Linked DNA regions of Homo sapiens: regions 2, 3, 4, 5 and 6 are each linked to region 1. A link is a loop called in an ENCODE intact Hi-C map of the cell type or tissue named here. Cell type or tissue: B cell. All regions are shown on one strand.

What was found. Peaks named below come from ENCODE experiments on the same cell type or tissue, not always from the same donor. Only the 100,000 strongest peaks of a DNase experiment are listed, where the experiment ranks them.
Region 2: it touches region 1 in a loop (2.2-fold over the local background); 4 of 110 quality-filtered maps call a loop at or near these places.
Region 3: it touches region 1 in a loop (3.0-fold over the local background); 5 of 110 quality-filtered maps call a loop at or near these places.
Region 4: a loop joins it to region 1, with 12 times the contacts of the local background. A loop is called at or near these places in 23 of 110 quality-filtered maps.
Region 5: a loop joins it to region 1, with 13 times the contacts of the local background. A loop is called at or near these places in 26 of 110 quality-filtered maps.
Region 6: it touches region 1 in a loop (10-fold over the local background); 4 of 110 quality-filtered maps call a loop at or near these places.

The regions. Positions count from the first base shown.
Region 1 is chr9:36,871,438-36,875,437 of GRCh38, reverse strand. All of the region lies in intron 8 of PAX5 (paired box 5), which reads left to right. Among named protein-coding and RNA genes, the nearest start is that of MIR4540, 9.1 kb to the right of the region's middle. In B cell, CTCF peaks have their summits at 1,777 and 1,982 (motif pointing left); DNase peaks (open chromatin) are centred at 1,108 and 1,957; H3K27ac peaks cover 3,413 bases.
Region 2 is chr9:36,935,672-36,939,671 of GRCh38, reverse strand. All of the region lies in intron 6 of PAX5 (paired box 5), which reads left to right. Among named protein-coding and RNA genes, the nearest start is that of MIR4476, 44 kb to the right of the region's middle. RefSeq lists enhancers at 3,739-3,788, 3,849-4,000. In B cell, no CTCF peak of the experiment used is centred here; DNase peaks (open chromatin) are centred at 1,551 and 3,641; H3K27ac peaks cover 3,932 bases.
Region 3 is chr9:36,404,955-36,408,954 of GRCh38, reverse strand. It overlaps LOC124902152 (a long non-coding RNA gene), which reads left to right. Exons shown (of 2, transcript XR_007061475.1): 1 at 1-4,000. It also overlaps a transcript of RNF38 not described here. Among named protein-coding and RNA genes, the nearest start is that of RNF38, 6.7 kb to the right of the region's middle. In B cell, CTCF peaks have their summits at 1,536 and 1,735 (motif pointing left); a DNase peak (open chromatin) is centred at 1,704; H3K27ac peaks cover 1,310 bases.
Region 4 is chr9:37,327,342-37,331,341 of GRCh38, reverse strand. It overlaps ZCCHC7 (zinc finger CCHC-type containing 7), which reads right to left. Exons shown (of 9, transcript NM_032226.3): 6 at 3,508-3,543. Among named protein-coding and RNA genes, the nearest start is that of LINC01627, 65 kb to the left of the region's middle. In B cell, CTCF peaks have their summits at 1,348 and 1,551; a DNase peak (open chromatin) is centred at 1,561; H3K4me3 peaks cover 314 bases; H3K27ac peaks cover 3,312 bases.
Region 5 is chr9:36,990,036-36,994,035 of GRCh38, reverse strand. The region is part of intron 5 of PAX5 (paired box 5); the gene reads left to right. Among named protein-coding and RNA genes, the nearest start is that of PAX5, 42 kb to the left of the region's middle. RefSeq lists an enhancer at 336-385. In B cell, CTCF peaks have their summits at 2,091 and 2,291 (motif pointing right); DNase peaks (open chromatin) are centred at 950, 1,505 and 2,295; H3K4me3 peaks cover 652 bases; H3K27ac peaks cover 4,000 bases.
Region 6 is chr9:37,307,615-37,311,614 of GRCh38, reverse strand. The region is part of intron 5 of ZCCHC7 (zinc finger CCHC-type containing 7); the gene reads right to left. Among named protein-coding and RNA genes, the nearest start is that of LINC01627, 85 kb to the left of the region's middle. In B cell, CTCF peaks have their summits at 2,194 and 2,400 (motif pointing right); a DNase peak (open chromatin) is centred at 2,404; H3K4me3 peaks cover 443 bases; H3K27ac peaks cover 2,868 bases.

The DNA.
Region 1 (4,000 bases):
AGTGTGTGGTTTACTCGTTCCCCTCCGGCTTCTCTTCAGGTCTGTATGGTATGTAAGAGCTGTACAATAATCAAGGCTATGTCTGTTTTGTTCACAGTTGTGTCCTTAGTTCCCGGCACAGTGCCTAGCACCTAGTCGCACTCAGGACACAGTAGCTGAAATTAAAATGGAGAACTTTAGGCCGAGCTGCCAAGGAGAGCTTCGCTAGGTTTGCTGTGGCCCTGAGTCTGGGGGCTGGGGTGATGCAACCAAGGAGGCTGGGGCTGACCCAGGGCTGGGAGTGGTAGCGCTGTTAGAGTGGCCGCCACATGGGGAAGCAGTGGGAGGCTGGGTGGTTAAGAGCATGGACCTGAGCCAGACTCCCTGGTTCTGAGTCACAGTCCTGCTTCTCACTAGCTGTGTGACTTGGGGCAAGTTACATAACTCCTCAGGGCCCTGGTTTCCTCCTCGTGTATAAAATGGGGATACTGATAATAAATGTGAGCATTAAGTGATGTAATATACATAAAAGCTCTTAGAATTCTGACTGGCACATATGGAGTGGCACATAAGTGTTCATTATTATTGCTATTATTATTTACACAGGGGCCTGGGCTGGATAGGGCGGTGAACAGAGAAGCCTAGCAGGCATGCTAACGCTCAAATCAAGAGCTCTCCAGCAGAGCTCATACCTCCTGGAGCCTGTGGATCAATGGGAAAGCCAACTAGAGAAGAATCCAGTCAGAAATGAGAGCACTGCCAAGTAGGAGTCAGGCAGTCTCCGAATACAGTGGGTCTGCAGAAAACAGAGAGGCAGCTGTGGTTGGTGCAACTGAGAAAGGCATTCTGGCAAAGGTGGCCCTGGAGCTGGGCTGGGAACCATGTGTGCTTGGCTATCTGGAGAGGAGGATGGGGGCTTTGCGGTAGGGCAGAAGGCTAAGCCTAGTGGCTGGTGTGGGTTCCCAGGGGTGGGAGTCCAGCCCAGGCCAGGCAAGTAGGATTGGCAGGGAGGGGAGCCTGTTGAGTGGAGGCTGATGGCCAGCAAGGTTAGGATCTGAGCTTGGCAACTTTTGGAGGCCAAGCAGACATGCAGATGAGGCCTTCTGCAGACAGGTGCATGAACCCCAGGAGCATGGGGCGAGGGCCAGTCCAGACAGAAATATGCAGATGCCCCAAGAGAAGCGAAGGGTGCTTTGGCAAGAATGTGGCTTCACCATTATTAGCAGTGTGACCACAGAGGAGCTCTGTGACTTCTCGGAGCCTGCCTTGCTACTGTTTGAAACGATGGTTGTGTAGTTACGGAGACACCGCCTGTGTGAGATAGGAAGGGTATTGAGGTTCTGGAGCGGGGAGGAGAAGGTTTCTTTTGTGGTCTGGCAAGCCCACCCCTGATTCTGCGTCTTGCCTGCCCTACAGGCCTGCTCTGTGCAAAGCATGCAGGCTTAGGGGTGGGGGCCGCAGTACCAGGCAGCATCCTGGCCCAGCTCAGCCAGGACCTCTGTGCCATCTGACATGTCATTTCCACTCTCTGGGTCTGGTTAAGCATGTGAAACAGGGAGAAAATATATACTGCCCAGTTCCATAGGCATGGCCGGGAGTAGTGAACAGGATTCAGAGGGCCACCTTTTCCAGCCTTGTATCAAGAACCTTTCCTATGATTAGTACTGAAGACATTGGAATGGGCAGACTTGGGAGGGTCCAGCGGACACTGGTGAGAACTTGGTGGTGGGGATTTGAGCATCAGATGGAGAGAGGACCAGTGCTCTCCAGGCACCTCCGTGACCTAAGCATCAGGCTCAGGGAGCGTTTGCTCAGGGAAAGAACAGCCTTTGTTCTTAACACTAACTTCCCTTGACCCCTGACTTTCTTTCTAAGCTCCTTGCTGGGGCTCCTGGTAGCTCTCTGGCCTGGGCACGCCACCCCTTTGCCAACCTGGCCCTGGCCTCTGGGGTGCACACCTGTTGCTCGTTCCTGACTCTTTGCTGCCCTCTGGTGGCCTCCAGTCACTCTGCCACAGCAGGAACACAGACTTGACCCTGGGGAATCCTAGACACAGCTACGATGAAATGCAGGTGGCCATTCACTTGTTCATTCATTCATTCTCCATACATTTCCTAAGAGACCCTTGGTGCCAATTGTGGGCTAGGGGTGGAGCTGCCGACACAGCCCCTGCCCTCAGGGAGCTCACAGTCTAGTTGGAGAGATGGATATAAAAAAATCCTGATGTGCTAATGTTAAGAGCTAAGACCTAGGAATCTATAAAGTGTGGGGAAATGCAGGTGAGGGGGACCACTGAGTCTGCTGAGGCAATGGGGTGGAGTGGGAGAAATCAGGGAAGACTTCTCAAAGGAGGTCATTTGAGCTGGACCTTGAAGAGTGAGTTTGCCAGTCTGTGAAGCTGGAGGGATATTGTTGGGTAAGGGACCAGTGCGTGAGAAGCCCCAGGGGAACCAGAGAACATGGGCATCAGGGAGGGAGCTGGGAGTGACCAAAGCCTTGTGGGGCTGGTGGGAGATGAGCTGGAAGGGAAGGCTGGATCTAGGGAAGAAGGGTCCCAGTCACACCCACACCTCAGCCCTGGAAACCTCTGGGCATGAGGCTGAGCATCCAATAGCCTTGCAGAGGGCAGGCTCTGCCCAGGCAGATGTGGAGAGCCAGGGTTGCCTGTTGCCTGTGCCCTCATAGGGTGGGGGGACGAGGGGTCTAGAATGAGGTGGTCTGGACAGTCTATGTGACTAAAGCTCCAGGAACCCTGCACGGAAGTGATGCTGGGAGTGAGGAGAAACTGATACACACATGTAGGCTTTCTCAGCTCTTGCCTGCATTTGGGAAGAAAAGAATTACAAAAGCCTCAGAGATGGAAAGGACTCTGGGGACATGAAGGTCCTACTTGAATTTAGGAGACCTAGGTTCTGATTCTAGCTGCCAGATACTCACAGCATGACCTTGAGACATGACCTTGGGACTCCCTGCTCTCTCTTAAAGCAGGAGGCAGGGCCTGGGGAGGCTGGGCTGAATGCACCCCAGGGGGTTTTCTGCTCCTGCCATTCAAGGTTTCTAAGTCAGTGATGTTTATCCCTGCTCATAACAGCTCCTGACCGAACTGGAGGGCTCCCTAAGCCCTGCCACCTCTGTTCTAAGCAAGCAGAAAGTGCTTCCAAGTTCCCTTCAGATCTGGGGCTGTGAATAATAAGACAGTGGCCCTGGGCTGTCATGTATAATCTGGTAATCACTTCCAAGGGCTGGACTGAAGGAGAAGAGCCTGAGGACTTGTTAACCTTACACACTGCTCCCATGTCTCGATCGGGAAGGCCCAGAAACTGCTGGGGCAGGCCAGGGCTGGCTTTTGGGGCTTGTGCACCTGGGAGGAGGGCTCCCAGACTGGAATCTGCAATCTTAGGGTGAGAGAGAGGTAGTAAAGATCACCATCATTTGTTCCATCTTTGAAAGCAAAGTGTCCCTTTTGGGAGCATGGAGATGGGGAGAGAGAATATCCTAGGCTCACAGGTGCTGGGAAACATTCTTATTTCTCACAACCCCATTGCAAGGACAGCTGAGAAGCAGAGTCTCAGCTGGGAGAGTGCCCTGTCCAAAGCCGGTGCTCACTGGCCCGCCTGGGAAGTGTGCAGTGCTGGGGGAGCTCAGAGCCAGGGGCTGAGGACAGCTTTGGTGCTGCTCTGGGCTGAATCTACTTGTTAGATTTCCCCAGTTTCCAGCTCCTTCTGATGGTGGTTGGCAGGCCCCAGATCCAACTGCACCAACCTGGTCATGAGTATGTGAGAACATGTGTTTGGGATCCTGACTTACAATTTCTTCCTGATGTCCTTCTACTAATGGTGTTTCTTAAAAACAAACAACAAACAAAACGACTGGGCTGTGATGGCTTTTTAGGAGATGAAGGGGAATGCTATCAGAATTTGCTTTAGAAGAAACTGAAGCATTTGCGGAAGGGCTAAGCGTTGGGTGGCTGATGCAGGGTCAAGGTGGGCCTGGAGGGCTTAAAGGTTCTCCCAGCCCTGAG
Region 2 (4,000 bases), 64 kb before region 1:
CTTAGCAGGCTGTCAGGAGCTGGCCATACTTCATAATCTCCAATTACAGATGCTATTTTCCGACATTTACATGCAGATATTAGAACCAAATGAAAATGAGAAACAAAGAGGGAATGGAAATGCAGCTATTTATATGTATAAAAGACAAACAGGTAAATTCAAGACATTTAGATTGGATTTGGGGTCCCTTTAGGAGGCTGGAAAGAGACAGCCTTGAGCACGTGGGGTTTCAGAACAAAATGGCAAGACACGTGGTCTCAGCAGGGCCTACCCAGGGTCTGGTGGTTTGGGTTAAAAATGGGTCAGCCCTGCCCAAACGGCTAAGGATGCTTGACTGGGGGTGGGGGACACGTAGGGCATCCCCCAGGGCTTTAAGGGTCTCTGAGGATCACCCACAGCCCATACTGAGCAGTAAAACCCACACATATTTCATGAAAGGGCCAGTTTAGAACCTTCCACATTTATTTTAAGAAAGAAAGGGTGGTGGGGCAACTACCATTGGAGCTTTGCCCTAGGGCAAATTTAAAAAGTTGGCCCTTTCTGGTGACAGAATGTACATACTCCCGCTGAGAAGGGGACACAGGAAGGGGCCGCTGCTTGTCAGAAAGGCCCTGGCCAGGTGCATAGGGAGTTGCACCAATAAACTTTTAAAATGGGATATAAATAATAAAATTAATGGGGAGAGAAGGAGTTCTGATATATGGATCATCCGCTTCCTTCTCGAGGCTAATCTGGCTGAGAGAGGAGGGTCTGGGAGGAGGCTTTGTAATGAAAATGTTCTTCCCATAAAATTGAAGGGAGAACAGCCTTGTTGCCCTCGCAGCTGTATGTGGCACTGACTTCTGGAAAGCCGGGGATATTAATTAGCACTGCTTTGGATTAAACTCTCCCAACCATGTCGGATGGTACGATTTTTCTCTTTGTGAGCTTGACAGAGGGTGGCAGGAAGGATCCTGCCTGGGTTTTCCCAGCCTACTGTTATTACTGAACTTTTATTTGGGGATAAAACCTCTTCCTTTCCTGGAAATAAAAATGAAATATTCCAGGGTTTTCCAGGGCAATTGGGCAGAGAGAGGCTGTTTTGTTGGACCAGGCAGAGGAGGTGGAGACGGTTGGATGGGGAGATGTGAACATCTCAGTTGCTTTTGGCTTGAAAGCTTTTGTTTGTTTGTGGGAAGCCTATTTCTAGCAAGCAGTTTTATGTTATTTGAGCTTTGATTTGTGGGAAAGAGGTGAAGGAAATAAAATCAGGAGTCTAAATTAATATATGTGTGTGTGTAAGGGAGAAGAAATTATTAAAAATCCAACTCAGACCAAGCCTTTAGACGTGTGTTTGTTTACATGTCTAGCCTCAAGGCAAATGGCTTGCTTGTCTAAGTAAATTATAGGTATTAGCACGAAAAATAATTATTATGCTTTGTTTCTAGGTATGAAATGCAAGATTCATGGAATTAACACATAACCACAAAATGCAAATATATTTCCGTAATTAAAAGCAGAAGCTCTTAAGTAAAGTTAACCCTGATAAAAAGGCATACAAGCAGAAACACCACCGTTGCTGTGCTAGTTTTGTCTAGATTATTGACATTAGCTAAAATTTGGGCTTACACATCATAGCTAAATCCTAAGCCTAGTGTCTCCTTCCTTTAGTTTCTGATCTTTCTAGAAGCCAGAATATCACCTTCAGTAAAGAACAGAGAGGACTTGAACTAAGCAAACAGTCACATGCCTGGTTTTTCCTTAATGGTGCTAACAGTGCCACATGTTACTGTTTATTTCTCTATTGTTTTGCACTAATGTTAAGATGAATTGCTAATGTTGGCATTAAATGGGAGCCCTGCTGTCCTCTGAGTTGACGGTGTAGGAGCTTTCTGTCTAAATGAGGAGAATAAAGGATAAAGTTAACAACATCTGCGGCTAAACCTATCTGGAAACCTTTTCTATAGGAGGTCATTCTTCAGCCAGGATTTGAAGGGGTGGATAGACAGGAACTGGAGGAGAGAAAGTGAGAGGGCGCCCGGCGGGGAAAGCATGGCCATGTCAAAGGTGCAGAGTCAGGTGGGTTATCTAAAGAGGTCACCAAACACAGGAAGAGGAGCCTGGCCTAGCAGGTGGTGTCCCCGTCAGGGCTCCGGCACATCGTGGAGCAGTTTACAATCAGAGTAAAGAACACAGGCTTTGGAGTCAAACAGAAGCTGGGTTTAACCCCCGGCTCTGCAACTTACTCAACTTCTGTCAACCTCAGTGTTCTCATCTGCAACTTGTTGGGGTTAGTAACAGTGGCAGAGGGGGTGTAGAGTGGTGTTTCAGAGCTTGGACTCTGGAGTCGCACTGCTGGGGGGTGAACTGGACACGTTATTTTGGCACCTTGTGTCTCATTTTCATCATCTGTAAAGGGAGGGTAGTAATACTTACCCTGTAGGGTTGTTGCAAGGATTAAATGAATTATTAGTAATACATTTTAACATCTAGAACAGTACCTGGTACACAGTAAGCACCCAGTCAATGCAAGTTATTCCGCCTCTTAGTAAAGGTATGTGAGGGTGTAGGGGGAGCTGGTAGAGTCTTCTGAATGGCAAACCAGGGAGTCTGAATTCACCATGAGAGGCCTTGCCTTTGCAGCCTTCTCTTTCTGGTAGTTGCCTTGCACAGTTTTTGTTTGGCCCTAGGAATCCTTGGTGACCCAGAGGGCACTCCCTCCTGAGGCTGGCTGGGTATGCCTTTGCAGAGCATCACGTGTTAGGAAGTTCCTTCTGACAGGGAGCGGAAGGGCAGAGAGGTGGTCTTTGGCCTGAGGAGTGTGTGTGTGTGTGTGTGTGTGCATGTGTGTGTGTGTGTGTGCATGTGTGTGTGTGCCTGCAGGTTCCCACATGGCCAGAGGTGGTGGTGGTGGGGAGGGGCATCCAGGCCCACCTCCCTGTCCCCACCCTGCCACCCTATTGATCTGGCCATGTGGAGTGAAGTTTTCTCTTTTCATTTCTCCATGCCTCCAACATAACCTTTCTGTCTTCCTTGTAGCTGGGAAGTCATGCCAAAAGAATGTGAACTATGAGAGTCTTAGGGTGCTCCCTCTCCTCCCATGCTAGGTATTTGAGGATGGGGATCCTCCCTTTGGACCCCTCATTCAGGCCCCTTTGTGGCCAAGAGTCCTGCACTCCCTTGGAGGTAATGGCCTCCCTGCCCATTACTAGCCATGTAGTGGGAAGAGCAGCTGGGCCCCATCATGGACTGCCTGGAAGAAGCCTGTGGAACTTGGCCACCTGGAGATGGAGCTTTGTCCCTGGAACTTTCCCTCCCTTTGTCCACATTAGGCTCTGGAGCTGCTCGTGACCCAGCCAGGCAGAGCTGTAGCAGGTGCAGAGGTTTCCCAGACAGGGAGTCCCCATCCCCCTTCCCCACAGGAGTCAACCCTACTGGGATCTTACTGTTTAGGAGGCTTTGACTACCGGGTCCTGGGCCACTGGGTCCCAGTTCTCATTCTCCAGAAGTGGAGCTTTGTGCTCTAAGCCTTGTCAGGATAACCTTTCTGTCCACGTATTTGGGAAGACCTGTGAGCTTGCAAATAGCACACTGGTTAAGGGAAGGAGAAAATACCTAATCACTTTCCATTTCTAATGAACTTAGAGTGAGCCCTGCCTTGACCGTGAGAACAGTATGAATCAGTCAGGTTCTAGGCTACCAGGAAAGCAGAAGCAAGCATCATACGCCCCAGTCCGACAGCATGTCTGGTGGAGGAGTGGAGGCCCTGGGGCCCCGTGCTGGATCCAGGCAGGGAGGGCACTGGCACCTGTAGGACCTCTGTTGGAACTGGAGCTCCAGAGAGCACACCCAGGACCAATGTAGGGAGACCAGCATTTAGCACTTTCTCACACCGGAGCTGTGTGGCTGCCTCGGAAAGTAGTGAGTTCCCATCACTGGAGATACCCATTTGGTGGATTTCAAGTGCCAGGTAAAGATCAGCCTACAGCACTCCTGAGCTCCATTAGACCCTGAGATTTGG
Region 3 (4,000 bases), 470 kb after region 1:
TCTGCCTCCCAAAGTGCTGGTATTACAGAGGTGAACCACCACACCCGGCCATGTGCATAACATCATTTATTTTCTTGAAGCACTTATGTAAGTATAACCCATTTAAGTCCTTATTTCACTGGCTTTTGGGATCACATTTTCCATTAATGCCCAATTCTTAATGATTTGAGCGCTTGCTTTTCTTAAATTCAGTTGAACAGTTTGTCTGGCTTTCCTCTCCAGGTATTTCTGGGACTTCCTGGGTAAACTGCTTGTCCTTCCAGCCAGTCCTTTGACCCATGGCCCATTGGTCACCAGCTTCCCTAAGGTGTTCTCACTGGTGTCACTTTGGCTCAAGTTTAGGCCCAGCTCCTAGATTATAGTTTGGGCCTAGTTCCTAGGCTATTAATATTTAATAAAGGATTTAACAGAAGGGCATCAGAACAAAGAGAACTTAAAGCTGCATATGAAATATGGCTTCACTAAAAGTATACTGGTCCAAGTTCTGCTCAGGGCTTCTCTCTTCCTGATGCTTGGCGTACTGCTGTCCATAGGGCTAGCCTATCTTTCCTCAGGGAGTACCCTGAAAACTACTGATTCCCCTCCAGGGTCAACTCCAAACTGTGATCAGTTAGCTTTGCTTTGAATAAAAATTGCCAGCCTTGGCAACATGGTGAAACCTAGTCTCTACAAAAAAAAAAAAAAAAAATTAAGTCTGTTGTGGTGGTGTATGCCTGTAGTCCCAGCTACTCAGCACTGAGGCGGGAGGATCACTTGAGCCCCCAGGAATTCAAGGGGGCAGTGAGCTGTGATCATGACACTGCACCTCAACCTGGGTGACAGGTTTCAAAAAATTAAAAAAATTGATGCTGCCTTTTAGGAGGCAGTGTAGCAATATATCTTGAAATTTTAAGAAAATTCACATACTGTTTGAACCAGCAATTCTACTTCTAGAAATGTACTTTTATGGATATATTTTCAAATGCTTGCCAAACTATATGTATGTACAAGAATATTAATAATAGCTTTGTAATAGCAAAACACTGAGAACAACCTAAATGTAATACAGGATTTAAAAAAAATACAGAGATGGTTCCTCCCTAACAAAGAAAGAATTGGCTTTGTTGAAAAGAATAACCTAGATCTGTATGTGGCTAACTTTTTTTTGTGCTCTGGGTCTCCATTGGATTTGGTAAAAACTGTAGTGCCAGAATATGATTGCCCCTGAGATGAAGCTGCTGGAGCATACAGTTGAGCTCAAGGTGCTGTCTGTTCTCCGGAACAGAACAAGCAAGAGTGTGGCTTCAAAGAGTATAGGTTACAGCAGGCCATCTAGTGGAGGCCTGTTGCCTCAGGGTCAGCTCCTGCCTGGTTACCCTGTTCTAGAGGTTGAATATGCTGTGATGTGCAGTGTATGCTTTATTTGTGCCCTTGGGTCTCCACTTCTGATTGGTATAGGTCTCTGTTTTTCTGCTTCTGACTTGGCTGTCCTAGGCACTTAGGTTTCTTCATTTGAACTCCTTCCTGGCCGATGCCTTTTCACTGTCCACCTGCTTTAGCCCCTTCACACCTTCACTACCATGAGCTTGCCCTCTGTCATTCCAGCTACCATGGTTCAGTCCAAGTCATCTCTCACCTGCACTGTGGAAACAGCCACCTGACTAACTCTTCACCTCAAAGCTGGATAAGTGGCTATATAATATGGGAGGCTTTCAGTGGACTTCGATTTGGGTGAGCCTTTGCTGCCCTCTTCTGGTCTCTAGCTGCTATAGCCGGCAGCTGCTACTAATTAACTTTTTCTACTTTGATTTGTGTTAACATTTCTGGGTGAAACTGCTTATGCTGATTGTTTTGCAGTAGTAGATCAAGTTGTAGCATGCTTGTAGATACTGCGTAGGCTAAATGCTGTTCAGCCAATATGCCTTTTCCCTCAGTGCAGCTTTATCTTTTGTTTTTTGGGTTTTTTTTGTATTTTTGGTGGAGATGGGGTTTCATCATGCTGTCCAGGCTAATCTCAAACTCCTGAGCTCAAATGATCTGCCCGCCTTGGCCTCTCAAAGTGCTGGGATTACAGGCGTGAGCCACCGCGCCCGGCCCAGTGCAGCTTTATGTTATTCAGTCCTTTTAGCTGGTTTTGGAGGAAGAAAGGAAACTTAGGGATGACAGCAAAGCTAGCTTCAGGGAAGATTTTGAAATTTATTTTTTCTGCATCCCTTTTCCTCTCTTTTCACTGCCCGCTTTCTGTTGTTCCTGTGCTTCATTTCTCCTTGGGAATTTACCAAGCGAGAAACGTAGAATCAGCCACTGCTGTGAAATATTTACATATCATTAACAGAACTATTTATTAAGCACATGGTATGTGCTAACCCCTTGCCAGATTTGGTAAGACTTAGTCCTTGGCTTCAAGAAGTTTACTATTTATTGGGCAGAAGTGTCAAGTAAATACAAAGTTGGAAGGCAGAATGATTAATGCTATTTTAGAACACACAGGAGAGGCCACTAACTCGGCAATAGAGATTGAGGTTGTTGGAGTGAGATTATAGTAGGGATACTTGGATGTGGATGTGATGGCAGAACAGTACTGACAGTGTTAACCAATGAGGAACTGCCTTCTCATTAGTAGAGGTCCAGAACTTCCAGCAGGTAAGCCATTCTTTACCCCAGCACCTCCTTTGACATTTCCTTCCATGTGAATGGTTCTTCAGCATTTGGACAAGTGGTTCTTTACCTGTAGCTGTTGAATCATGCCTTTCAATGCCTTAAAATAGGAGATGGTCCTCTTTCCATTTTTGTGCATTTTCCGTCATCCATTCTTCCCCCCAACATCGGTGTCAGTGATATACAAACAAAGCAGAACTGAGACTTGAGGAGCTTACAGTTTAACAGGAGGAAACAGATATTTGATAAACGCTGTAAGGTGTTATGATACAAGTGTGTAGAGGGATAAGGAGGACAGCCTGTAACCTCATAGTCAACTTTTTTGTAAAAAGATCCTTCAGATAACCATTATTTTAGATATTCCTTGATGTCTAGAAATGCAAAACTGGTCACAAAAATAAACTGTATATTTACCATTTGACAGACTATTAACTAGCACTTATTTAAATTTGTTTATGATTATTGTTTAGTGTGTTTTAAAATGTATTTGTAGCAACGGTACCCTTCAAATTCACAAGATTGGGAAATGGTTTTCTAGAAGCAGATAGTGAATTTCAGAATGAGATCTTTCTTATATATATATCCTAAGATTACAGTTGTTTTGCCTTAGTTAGAAATAAAGAAAAAACAGGACATCTAAGGAAATTTAACTCCAAGTCCAGTTAGCCAACCAGCAAATTTTCCCAAACATTTAAAGAAGGCGTTAACACCAGTCTTAAAGAAACACTTCTAGAGAATAGAAAGCAAGCCAGTACTCCCTGATTCATTTTCTGAAGCTAGCATAAGTCTTTGTAACAAAACTTGATAGGGACATTATAAACATGGAAAATTACAGGTAAACTCACTCAACACAGAAGCAAAAATTCTAAACAAACCAAATCAACCATTTAGAGCAATACAGTAAGCCTAAAATGGGCTGATTAGAAATGTGAATTCCTAACACCCCCAAACCAATCAAATTCACATATTAACAGAAAAGTCATATGATTAACTTGTAGATACAGAAGTTTTTCATAAAATCAAACATCCATTTATGAATTTTTTTTTTTAAGAGACAGAGTCTCTCTCTGTTGCCCAGGCTGCAGTGCAAAGGCACGATTTCAGCTCACTGCAACCTCCGCCTCCTGGGTTCAAGTGATTCTCCTGCCTCAGCATCCCAAGTAGCTAGGAGTACAGCCACGTGCCACCATGCCTGGCTAATTTTTTGTAGTTTTTAGTAGAGATGGCGTTTCACCATGTTGGCCAGGCTGGTCTCCTGACCTCAGGTGATCTGCCTACCTCGACCTCCTAAAGTGCTGGGATTGCAGGTGTGAGCCACTGCACCTGGCCCATGTATAAATTTTTAATATATTAGAAATGGCAG
Region 4 (4,000 bases), 460 kb before region 1:
ATGTAATATTGTTACTTATGGTTTATAAGATATACCCTGACAAACTGTGGCCATAAGCCTTTCTTAGGCCAGAAAGGAAGTCAAGCACACTCATTTCTCTACTCTTCCCCATTTCCCGGATAACAAATAGTCTATTTTTTGAAGTGTGAATTCTAGGCATTCAAAACATTATATATAAAAAAACAATTAAGGCTTAATTCTTCTAAAACAGTTACATTTGCTTCCTGCTTAAACCTTCAGTTAAAATAAAAGGCAGTAGGGTTGAAATACATTTTAACAATGCACACAAAGAAATCAAATGCAAAATTAAACATAAAAGATGCATTGTCCTTTTCGATTCTTAACACATACAGCCCTCAAATAGCAAACTCCTGGTTACTTTTTAAAGTAAGTAGATTAAAAACAAGATTAACCAAATGTCCAACTCATGTCAAATCATAGCCTCTACTAGTTAAAAATTCTGTTGGTTGTAAAACTCTGTTGGTGGCCATATTGGCCTAGGATTTTTAATATAAATGAGAGTAGAAATGACAGGGGGTGGGGGAAGGGACATTCTTTCTCGAATAAAGGGGGAAATTTTTATCTAGAATGAGTTATTTGAAAGATGAAAAAGAACATTAAAAGTCAGGCTCTACAAAAATCTGAAAATGTAGCAGAAATGAAAATACAAGAAGTTATATTTTAGCTATATTATTAAACATTTAAAAGCATTCTAAACATTTTTGAAGGAGGTAAAAATATTAACTATTTGAGGAAATTATGTACTTGTTAAGTAAAAACAATATTTTTTTCTTTTTTTCATGGTCTCCAAATTGATAAAGACATTAAATTATATAATTATAGAATCATTAAAACATAGAAAGATGGTGTCACCAGATGGTTGTTATAATATGGATGTTTGTGTATATGTAGTCTTTTTAGTTTTATTAGCATGAACCCTTTAGAATGATGGTCTTTAGCTTTTATTAATGTAGTCGAGTCTAGCTGATTAAAAAGCTATTATATTCATATACAGGTTGTTGAAGATATTTCATTTTATTTTTCTTGAAATTGTTGAAAATAGTGAACACTTCTATAACTTTCTTCTTAGTTCTGAAAGTGTTTTAAGGAATTTTTTATTTGGAATATTTCAAAAGTCCACTTGTAACAATCAACTACACCACCTTTCTTATGTGTTTGAGAAACAATATTCTGTTTAACCTATAGACTTTTTTGGTTTTTAAAGAAAACGACTCCTGGATAAACATTAATTTACTGTTAAAATTTAAGTCGTTCTGTAAATGACCCTCTAGTTGGGAGGCAGATAAAAGCAACTGTAAAGCTCCCAAATATAAACATCTCCAAACTGGATACTAATCATCTTTGCCATCATTTGGGGTAAGAAATATGACAATTTTGGTTAGAAAAAGTAATTAATCAATGCTTAAGTGTAGAAAGCTCCAGAGTTTTAAGCAGACTGGTTTAAATGAATAAGTAGTAACAATTCTAACTGAGGCTTCATTACTTGGTCACTGCGCTGATTGACTCAACATTCATGTGTGAGGGCTACTAGGAGTCAATAGATGGCAGTCCATCGCCTAGTAAAAGAGCTGAAGATGACTAAAATCATCATGCATCTTGTTTTTATTCAAGACTGAATATTGCTTCATTGCATACATTTGGATATTGTCCATATACTGATAATTTAAATAATTACTTAACTATTTTATTTTAGAGACACTGATATATGCACAAGTTCATAAACATGCTAGTTTTATATTTATACTTGCATAGTAAACTCATTATTAATTTCAACTTGATAATTTATAAACTGTGATGGCAACTTCAATATTATTTTAAAAAATTAACCAGGATTCCAGATTGGAACAAACAAAGTTTTCAAATTGAATTTGTTATACCTATAAATAGAATATATTGTAATTCCTTAAAAAGTAAATTTATTTTGTATTATTTTTTCCTAATGATTCTTTTTAAAATTTATGTTTCTGAACAGCTAAAATATTAAGCAAACCTTCAAATATTTCTGTTACATTGAAACAAATTTTTACCCTTTAACTATAGGTATATAAACGAACACAGGTGTAAATAATCAAAAGAGCAGCTTTAAAATCATACTTCCTACACTTCAAGATTGGAATTGTTTAAATTAGGGGAAAAGCTAAAATAAATGCAATGTCAAATCTATAAGGATATTACTTTATACAGTTACAAAGAGTAGCTCTGTCATCTTGAAAAGTATAACATATAATTAGATTCTAATTAAGTTTAGGCTGTAATGATTTCACTATATTATGATAGGATAAAAAAACTGCTACATAAGCACAAACAATGTATTCAGATGAATTACATTTGTAATATATATGTGTAACATACATGGGTATGTATATATTTTTGGGTATAACACTTAAGTTTTTAACAAATCCTAATTTGAGATTTGAGGAATAGTTGAGGAGTTACAGCTTTCTACTGAAAATCTTTAAAAAAATTAAATGGTAATCACAAAATGTGAAAACAAACCACCTTATATAATTTATGGCCTCTTGGGCCTGTGACAGACAGACAGGTAGTTTGAGTCTACTTGTTGGTTTACTTTTTATTTCTCTAAGGAGAATGATAAGAAGTCATGTTTTGAAAGAACTTTGCCCTTTGTATTTTTACAACCTGTCTTTGTGTAAACAAAACTTTTAACTATGCTAAACCTTAAGAAACAATGTTTAACAACTTTTAATTAATATATATTATGTTATATAACTGTAATAATTAAAAGAATAATGGTCTGTTGCTTAGCACAACATATTTAATACAGTAAAAGAAGTGAGTAGTAGGGCTATGGTGAATTACTGAAATGATTTAAGCTGAACATTAAAAGTAAACTAACTTCATAATATTGAGCACCAGTCAATTAGATTCTCTAGCAAACTGTATTTTCTGCTTCTACTTAGCCTAAAATCACAATAAAAGGAAACTAGGAATTGAATAACTTGAATGGTATTAAGCAGATATTTATACATTTTGAATAAGTCAAGAAGGGCTTAAGGATATGACAGTTGAATTATTCTATATGAAATATACACTAAGCTTTTTCTAGGTTCATTGAAAAATATCAGTAACTGTTTTAGTAAAAGCAACTGAAGATACTGTGGACTGAATGCTTGTGGACTGTGGATAATACAACATTTTAAAGACACTGGATTATTACTCTTTAAGGCTCCCAGTATACTTTTTCCCTTTAATTTAATGAATATAGTCTGGAAGACTAAGAGATACCATGATGTAATCATTAAATGATGTGAGTAATAAAAAAATCAAATTCTTTTAAGAACAGGAAGATAGGGTAGGGGGCAGTGGAAAAGAGAAAAAGTGTATTATTGCTTTCTCCGTACAAAAACTCTTCAGATGTTTATTATCTTCCAGCAGAAGATGCTTGTCTATATTTTATGGTCAGCAGTTCAGAGAAGGGTAAATAGGCTAGGTCTTGGGGAAAATAAAAAAGGTGTTTCTACTCACCGTTAGGTGATACTGCCTCCAGATTTCTGTGCAAGCCTGGAAAATAAAAATATTGATCAGCTGGGAGCATGAAACAAGGTACTTTACAGCCTGTTGGTTTTGGCATAACCCAGCATCCACCGGTGTCGGTCACAGGAAAATAAGAAGCTTAACAGAAAGGGTCTGCATTTCAGCTTCAAAAACCTGGCTAGACAGTTTAATTGAATTTTACACTGGTTTAACACACTCCCCGCCATTGTCAGAAAGCCAGTAACAAAGTTTTCTCTCTTTTTCTTTTCAGGTTACAAGTTTTGGGCACTAAGATGTGATAAAGAGCCATAACTCAGTTAAACTGATAAATGAACAGCAGTGGTCAAAATCAATAAAACTCACCAAGTACACCTTTTAAAACAGCATTTTGAACTTTGGTAGTAAGATGGAAAACAATTTAATAGTAACTGCTTTAAGAAGACTTCACTGTTATTACATATTTGTGATAGCTGTTGGCATCTTT
Region 5 (4,000 bases), 120 kb before region 1:
TTCAGTGAGCGAGAGCCCCCGTGAGAGCCAACGCCGCTGAACCCCCACCCTCTCTGTTTGTGCACCTGGTTTGCCCCAGCCCCTCCCCCTCCTCTTACCCCCAGTTCCTTTTCCCATGGGGTGGTGTACTGGTGTTCGGGAGAGCCCTGGGGGTATGGGAGAGGGCAGGGTGCTGCCATGTGGGGATCTCAGTTCAGGGAATCAGTTTGGGGGCCAACCAGTAAAAGAGTGGTGGGGCCGATGGAGGGGGATATAGTCTCATCTGCTGTGGGCAGTCCCCTGCCAAGGCGGTCTGGAACTTGAGGTGAAATGGCCTTGGCTTTCTCCACCCTGCATGCCCTGCTGCCCCATGGGGAAGAGAATCCCACAGTCCTTTCTCTCTGGCTTGGGAATATGGTTTAATCCCTGGCTGCATAGCCTGTGGGTCAGAGAATTTACAAGGCTTCAAACCCCTGCCCCTGCTGTGTCCCTTCTTCCTGTCCCTTTCTCTGTCTGGGCCTCAGTTTTTCCATCTAAAACAGGAGATCAATGAATTGCTGAGGTTTTTTTCTGGCACCAAAATTTTGAGTTTCTCCTGGTTCCATCTCAAGTCCTCTTGGCATTATTGTAGGGCAGCAGTTCTCAAATGTTTGGTCCTGGGTCCCTTTAAACTCTTAAAAATTATCAAGGACTTCAAGGAGCTTTAGTTTATGAGGGTTAATTAAAATGGATGAAAGTTTAAAATATTTATTTATTAAAAATAACAGTAACAAACAAGTAACATAAATAATATTTTTGAAATAAGAAAGAACCGAATCTTCCAAACCCAAAATTTAGTATGAATGGCATTGGCTTACAGTTCTGCAGATCCCTTTAGTGTCTGGCTTAATAGAAAACAGCTGGACTCTCATAGCTGCTGCTGTATTCACTCCGTTGTGATGGAACACATCTTACAGCTTCTGAAAACCTCCACTGTAGACTCGTGAGAGAATGAGAGTGAAGAAGACAAATCACACATTAGCATTAATATGAAAATAACAGGTGCAGCAAACCACTATGGCACATGTATACCTGTGTAACAAACCTGCACATTCTGCACGTGTATCCCAGAACTTAAAGTAAAATAAAAAAACAATGAAAATAATTTTGTCCTCACAGATCACCTGAAAGTATCTTGGGGACCCCTTCTTCCAACCCTGGCAGGGCTCCCTGGACTACACTTTGAAAATTTCTGCTTCAGGCTGCTGCAAAGTCTGAACTTGCCTACTTATCACTCATATAGATAAGGTGAGCAATTAAGTGGTTTCAGTTAAAAGAAAGGTGTCATCAGTCATTTCTCCTGTTCTTAGCTCCTTAAGACAGTGGGAGCCATGGCAGGTCTTTGAGCTGAGGAGGGAGTGACAAGACACACTGGGTTTTGGAAATCCTCCACTAGCCGATTGGGATATGTATGTAGTGCTTCTTGCTTCTATCCCAGGTTGAGCTCCCACGGAAAGACATAGCTACCGAGCCTTCTCCCCTTCCCAGCAGATTGTTGGTAGGGCTTGAGGTCTGATTTCCCTCCAGCAGGCTTTCTTCTGTGCCAGCAGCAGCCAGCTCGTGCCACCCGAGAGCCTGGGGAGTGAGTGTTTCAGAACCCTGCCTATTCTCCCCATCCAGCTTAGCTCTGTACTAGCCTGCAGCCACCTGGAGACCCCATCTGGGGCATATTTTTGATGGGAAGAAAACCTAGCAATGCTATTGATTGGGAATGAAACAAAATAAAATAAAGAAGTGGGTTTGGTATTTATCTTGACTCCTGGCATTTGAGGAAAAGCAGGTCTAAAAGACAGTTGACAAAGGGGAGATTTTTGTTCTGATTCCACAGGGGCTTCTGGGTGTTTCTGGAATGTTTCTGGTTGACTCATGTGTGTGTGTGGGAGGGTTGGGGGGTGGGGGCGAGGTGTGTGTGTGCCCGCATGTGTTTAATTTTACTTTGAAATTTCTAGTTTTCATTTTTATTAGTACAAATTAACATTTGTGTTAGTCCTTCCTTGGGGCATTTTATCCCTGTGTTAGAATAAACTGTGGGAGAGGGAGAACAAGAGAATGTCTTAAGGTAATTTGAGAAAAATTGAGAGAGGAAGAAGGATAAAAGGTGTGAGAGAAGGTATGTGTGAGAAACACATTGCTTGTAGCAAAATTAACTGATCTATGAGAGGAAATAGGCAGAAAGAAAGGCATAGCCTCTTGAGGGACTGAACAGTGGAGGACGAAAGTGATGAGGGAGTCAGACACTTCCCAGCACCAGCCACCAGGTGGCACCATCGACCCAGGACAGCTTAGTTGCTGTCCAGGGTTAGGAACAAGAGGGGTAGGGTAGCAGGGCAGTGTGTACCGGCCATTCATGAGCTTGGTATGCTTGTAACTGGGTCGGAGGTGGCAGTGCCCAGGTGGGCTGACCATTAGCTGAAGTCTCACTTCTTCAGCAGCATTCAGTCAGGGAGGGGGAGGCTGGACCATTGCTAGTGGGGATTAATCTGGTCCTTTCTCACCTCCATGGTCCAAATGCCTTGATATAAACCTTTCTGGGAGTAGAGTCCTTGGTTCTACTCTAAGCCTTTACTTGCTGTGTGACCTTGGCCAAGTCACTTCTCTCTGGGCCTTGTTTTCCGCATATTAAAATGTGGAAATTGGAGCAGACGATTTTTGAGGTTCTTTTGGGCTCTGACACTCTGTGGTGTACCAGAGAGCACTAGAGCTGGAGTTAGATTCTAGATCTTTCTGTCAGCCATGTGACCTTGGGTAGGTCACTTCTCACATCTGTGGAGATTATAGTCACATCTTTCTCTTAGACTTACATAAAATAGAAGATGGAAAAATGCTTTTGAAATCTTTTTGGTGCTTTAGGAAAAGGAGAGTGTTGTGATTTTATAATTTTTGCTGGAATTTTTTTTTTTTTTTTTTTTGAGACAAGGTCTGGCTCTACCGCCCAGGCTGGAGTGCAGAGGTGTGATCTCAGCTCACTGCAACCTCTGCCTCCTGGGCTCAAGCCATCCTCCCAGCTCAGCCTCGGAGTAGCTGGGGCTACAGGCATGAACCGCCATGCCTGGTTAATTTTTGTATTTTTTGTAGAGATGGGATTTCACCATGTTGTCCAGGCTGGTCTCAAACTCATGAGCTCAAGCAATCCACCTGTCTTGGCCTCCCAAAGTGCTGGGATTACAGGCGTGAGCCACTGCGCCCGGCCTTCTCTGGAATTTAAATTAGCGGGAAGCAGGGGCTCCACCATCTTCACTGCTTAGAAAGTTTGTGCCTCTACATGTCACCACGGAAAAAGGCCTGCCTTATGGCAAGCGTTTGCTCAAGGTCACTGCATCTCTGTCCTAAATATCCATTGAATCTGCTCATTTCTCTCCATCCCCATTGCTACTGCCTTAGTCCAAGCACTCTCTTCTCTCATTTGGACTATTGCTGTAGCCTGCTGGCTGGTCCCCATCTCCAATGTCGTTGACTTGTCCAAATAATAGTCTGCCCTCCACATAGCAGCTGAAAGAAAATTCTGATCAATGACTTGCCTGAAGGGTTTTAACCTTCAAATCTGCCCATTGTTCTCAGAAGCTATGCAAACTTCTTAACAAGGCTGCCAGGCCCTCTCCACTCTCCTCTTTTCATGCGCACTCCAGTCATACCAAACCTCTTTCCGTTCCTTAAACACCACATGCTCTGTCCTGTTTGCAACCTAGGAGTCAGACAACCCGAGTTCTAGTGCTGACTCAACAATGACTACTCCTGGAATCTTGGACCAATCTCTGAGCCTCAGTTTCCCAATTGTGCTTGTGATTGGACTGTTATATGAATTGAATGAGATTATGCATGTAAAGTGCTCAGGATGACCCCATATATAATAAGTGCTCAATAAAGAGTGCCTTTTATTATGCTCTTCCCACTGCTTGAAAAACTGTCTTCCTCCCTCACCCTACTGTTTACCTGGCTGACATCCCAAACTTCAGGATCTAGCTTGTGTCACTTCCTAAGTGAG
Region 6 (4,000 bases), 440 kb before region 1:
AACATAGTGAAACCACACCTCTACTAAAAATACAAAAATTGGCCAGGTGTTGTGGCTCATGCCTGTAATCCCAGCTACTTGGGAGGCTGAGGCAGAATTGCTCGAATCTGGGAGGCAGAGGTTGCAGTGAGCCGAGATCACACCTCTGCACCCTGGGCGGCAGAGTGAGACTCTGTTTCAAAGATAAAAATAAAAATAAATAAATAAAGGAATCAAGTGAAATATGTTCTATGAATTATTTTCTCCCACTGTATTAAAAAATCAGACTTTAACAGTTATTTAGCATGGACTGGGATAACACACTGAGCAGGGAATTTGAGAAAAAAATTGCTGAATAAAGGTAGGAAATTTAGGAGGTTTGGGTTTTGATTATATCTGACACTGACTAACTCAGTCATTATGCTTTAATAAAAAAGGATGGCAATCTGAACAATTAATAAAGATTGCTGAAGCTGCAATGGTCTCTTGTGAGCAGTAAAGCTCTATGGTATCACAGAATTGGCTCTGTATCTGAAAATCAACATTCTATACTGCTTTCTTGATCCCCAGGGGTTTTTTAAAGTGCTGACAACCTAAGGTAAAATTTATTTTTGTTTGGAAAATATTTTTCTTTATGTGTTTTATAATATATTGATTTTTTTTTTTTTTTTTTTTTAAAAAGAGAGAGTCTTACACTGTCACCCAGGCTGGAGTGCAGTGATGTGATCACAGCTCACTGCAGCCTTGATCTCCTGGGCTCAAGCAATCCTCCCATCTCAGCCTCCCGAGTAGCTGGGACTACAGGTGCGTGCCACCCTGCCTGGCTAATTTTTAAATTTTTTTTTTGGTAAAGAGTGGGAGTCTCACTATGTTGCCCCAATGTCATGAGTGTTATATTAAAGTTGCTTATTAGAGCTATAATATCTGCATATTTAAGAAAGAAAGTTGAGAGATCCTCCGAGTAGGAGATAAACTGATGATTCCTTGATTGCCAATATGTAAGCTTTCTCCACATAGTCATAAAGTATAGCATCATTTTAGCTTTTAGACCTTAGACTTATTAACCTTGTAATGTCTCAGTTTTCAGTTTGTAAAATAGGAGTAATAAATAGTACCTACACTTCATATCCTGCTTATGAGGATTAAATCTACTGAACACCTACTATATGCTAAGGGCATAGTGGTGAATGAAGCACTCCTCCAGCACAGTAAACACACAATTATGTATGGCTGTTGTTATCTTGGAAATGTCAGAGATAGCTCACAGAATAGGTTTCTGTGTGCAAGCTAAAGGTATACAGACATTTAAAAATTCTCTGTATATTTAAAAATTGTTGGCAAGTGAGGAGAGAAACTATAGCAGATTCAGAAACAGGATTCTTTCCATAATCCAGGTTCTTGTCTTCTGAAAGGGACTAATGATGCAGGTTGACTTTAGTAGGCCTTGAGCCATCTTTTTATCCTTCACCTCATAAAACTCTGGAATTTCAACCAAATACTTTTACAGAAGTAGTTAACCAATGAGCAATTTCCAACAGATTTTAGGAAAAAGCTTTTCATTACAGAAAGGATTTGAATATGACTCGACAGTTTTCACTACAAATTCTCTTTGCATACATATATCTGGTAATCTGGCCAAACAGAGGTCTAGGTGTGTGACTATGGGAATATATAAAGTAAAAGGGCAAGTTTCTTTCATTTTTTTTTTTTTTTTTGGAAACAGTCTCACTCTGTTGCCCAGGCTGGAGTTCAGTGGTGCAATCTCGGCTCACTGAAACCTCTGCGTCCTGGGTTCTAGCAATTCTCATGCCTCAGCCTTCCCAGTAGTTGGAATTACAGGTGTGCACCACCACACTCAGCTAACTTTTGTACTTTTAGTAGGGATGGGGTTTTGCTGTGTTGGCCAGGCTGGCCTCAAACTTGTGGCCTCAAGTGATCTGCCTACCTCGGCCTCCCAAAGTGCTGGGTAACAGGCATGAGCCACCACGCCCAGCCTTGGAAGTTTCTCAATATCGTCAATTTATAAAAGGTTAGAAATCCTCTGTGAATGAGCAGAAAGTCCAGTAGGTGGGAAGATGAAAATGACAAAGAATGGTAGAGGATAGTATTGCTAGAGGGTATAAGCCTTAAATAAGCCAAAGGTATTTACATAAAAAGGGTTGAGTAATGACTTAAAAGCAGCCATGGCATGTGAGAAAGAGGCTGATATCATCTCTTAAGATTCAGGGTCACGGAAGATGAGCAGCAAGCATTTGATAGGGCTGCAGAGGAAACAAATTTTCTGTGGAGGCCCAGGTTTCAAGACAGACCTAAAGCATGTACAGTTCCAACAACATGGGGCCAGAATGACTCGGCTTCCATGTGAATTCTCATGAAGTTTCTGGGGTGGTGGAAGGACTATGAGCCTTGCCACAAGGAGTCAGTAGAGCCCAGGCTTGACTGGGCTGCGAGGGAATCCTACACCAGGTGTGTAGGCTACAAAGACCAGCTTCCAGAACCTTCGCCATGTAATTACAACAAATATAGTAGATACTGGTAGATTTGGGGAAAAGAGTACTGCCTTCTCTGAAGCTGGTCACAGCCCAACCCTATTTTATTTTATTTTTTGAGATAGGCTCTCACTATGTTGCCCAGGCTGTTTTTTTTTTTTTTTTTGGATACAGACTTTCACTCTGTTGCCAGGCTGGAGTGCAGTGGCATGATCTTGGCTCACTGCAACCTCTGCCTCCCAGGTTCAAGCGATTCTCCTGCTTCAGCCTCCTGAGTAGCTGGGACTACAGGTGTGTACCACCACGCCCAGCTAATTTTTGTATTTTTAGTAAAGACTGGGTTTCACACCATGCTGGCCAGGATGGTCTCGATCTCTTGACCTCGTGATCCACCTGCCTCGGCCTCCCAAAGTGCTAGGATTACAAGTGTGAGCCACCAGGTTTTAAACTCCTGGGATTAAGAGATCCTCCTGCATTAGCCTCCTGAGCAGCTGATATTACAGGAGCATACCATGATTTTAATCTTATTTAAAAAAACCTACATTCATTGGGATTATTAATTCTCATTTTAGATAATAATTTAACATATATTAGAGGCCAAAATCAAGAAGTTAAGAGGAATGGCCTATAGAATTAACACAGATGATTATATAACCTTTTACAAGTAATTTTTAACTGTTCTGTAGTACAGTTTCTTGTTTTTAAAAAATTGCCTATGATAATGTCTTACTCCCCTTCTTTATCACAGGCAAATAAGACCATATTTGTCAGAGCTCTTTGGAAGAAAACAGTAAAAAAAAAACAGATGCTATTAAAGATAACTGCCAAACTAGAAAATCTTGCTAAGAAAATTATAATTGACAACTTAATGCAGACAACAACATAATGCTAGGACAATTCAGGATTTATCATTTTTAAGACTTGGTAAACACTAAAAAATAAGACTAAAGTACTTTGGAATGAAATGACAACTTCTATCTATATAGCCTTGAGAATAGAGTATTCAAATTAATTAACCATATACCACTTTATTAATAACCAAAGAAATACAAATTAAAACAATAAAATATCATTTTTTGGTCTGACCAGCCAAAAATTTTAAAGACTGATAATACTTAATGTTGATGAGTGCAGTGCTCATTTCTCTTAACACTGCTGGTAGGTAGATACATTGGTACAATCTTTTAGAAGAGCAATTTGACAATACTTATCCAGACATAAGTGTACGTCTTTTAATTTCACAATTCCATTTATAAAATATGACTTACCAAAACATTATTAAATGCACCACTGTTTGTTTAAAAAATGGGTAACAATTTAAGTATAAATTTGCTGGTGGAATTACAATAAATAATTGTCATGTTATTTACATGAGAAATACATATATATACCAAACACTCATACTCTAATCTGTTTTAATCTGAAATTCATTTCAACAGAAAGCCATACTAATTTATTGAGCAAAAGATTATAGGTGTATTTCAGACATGCATTAAAAAGGGCTGTAAGAAAAAAGACTATAGGTGTATTTC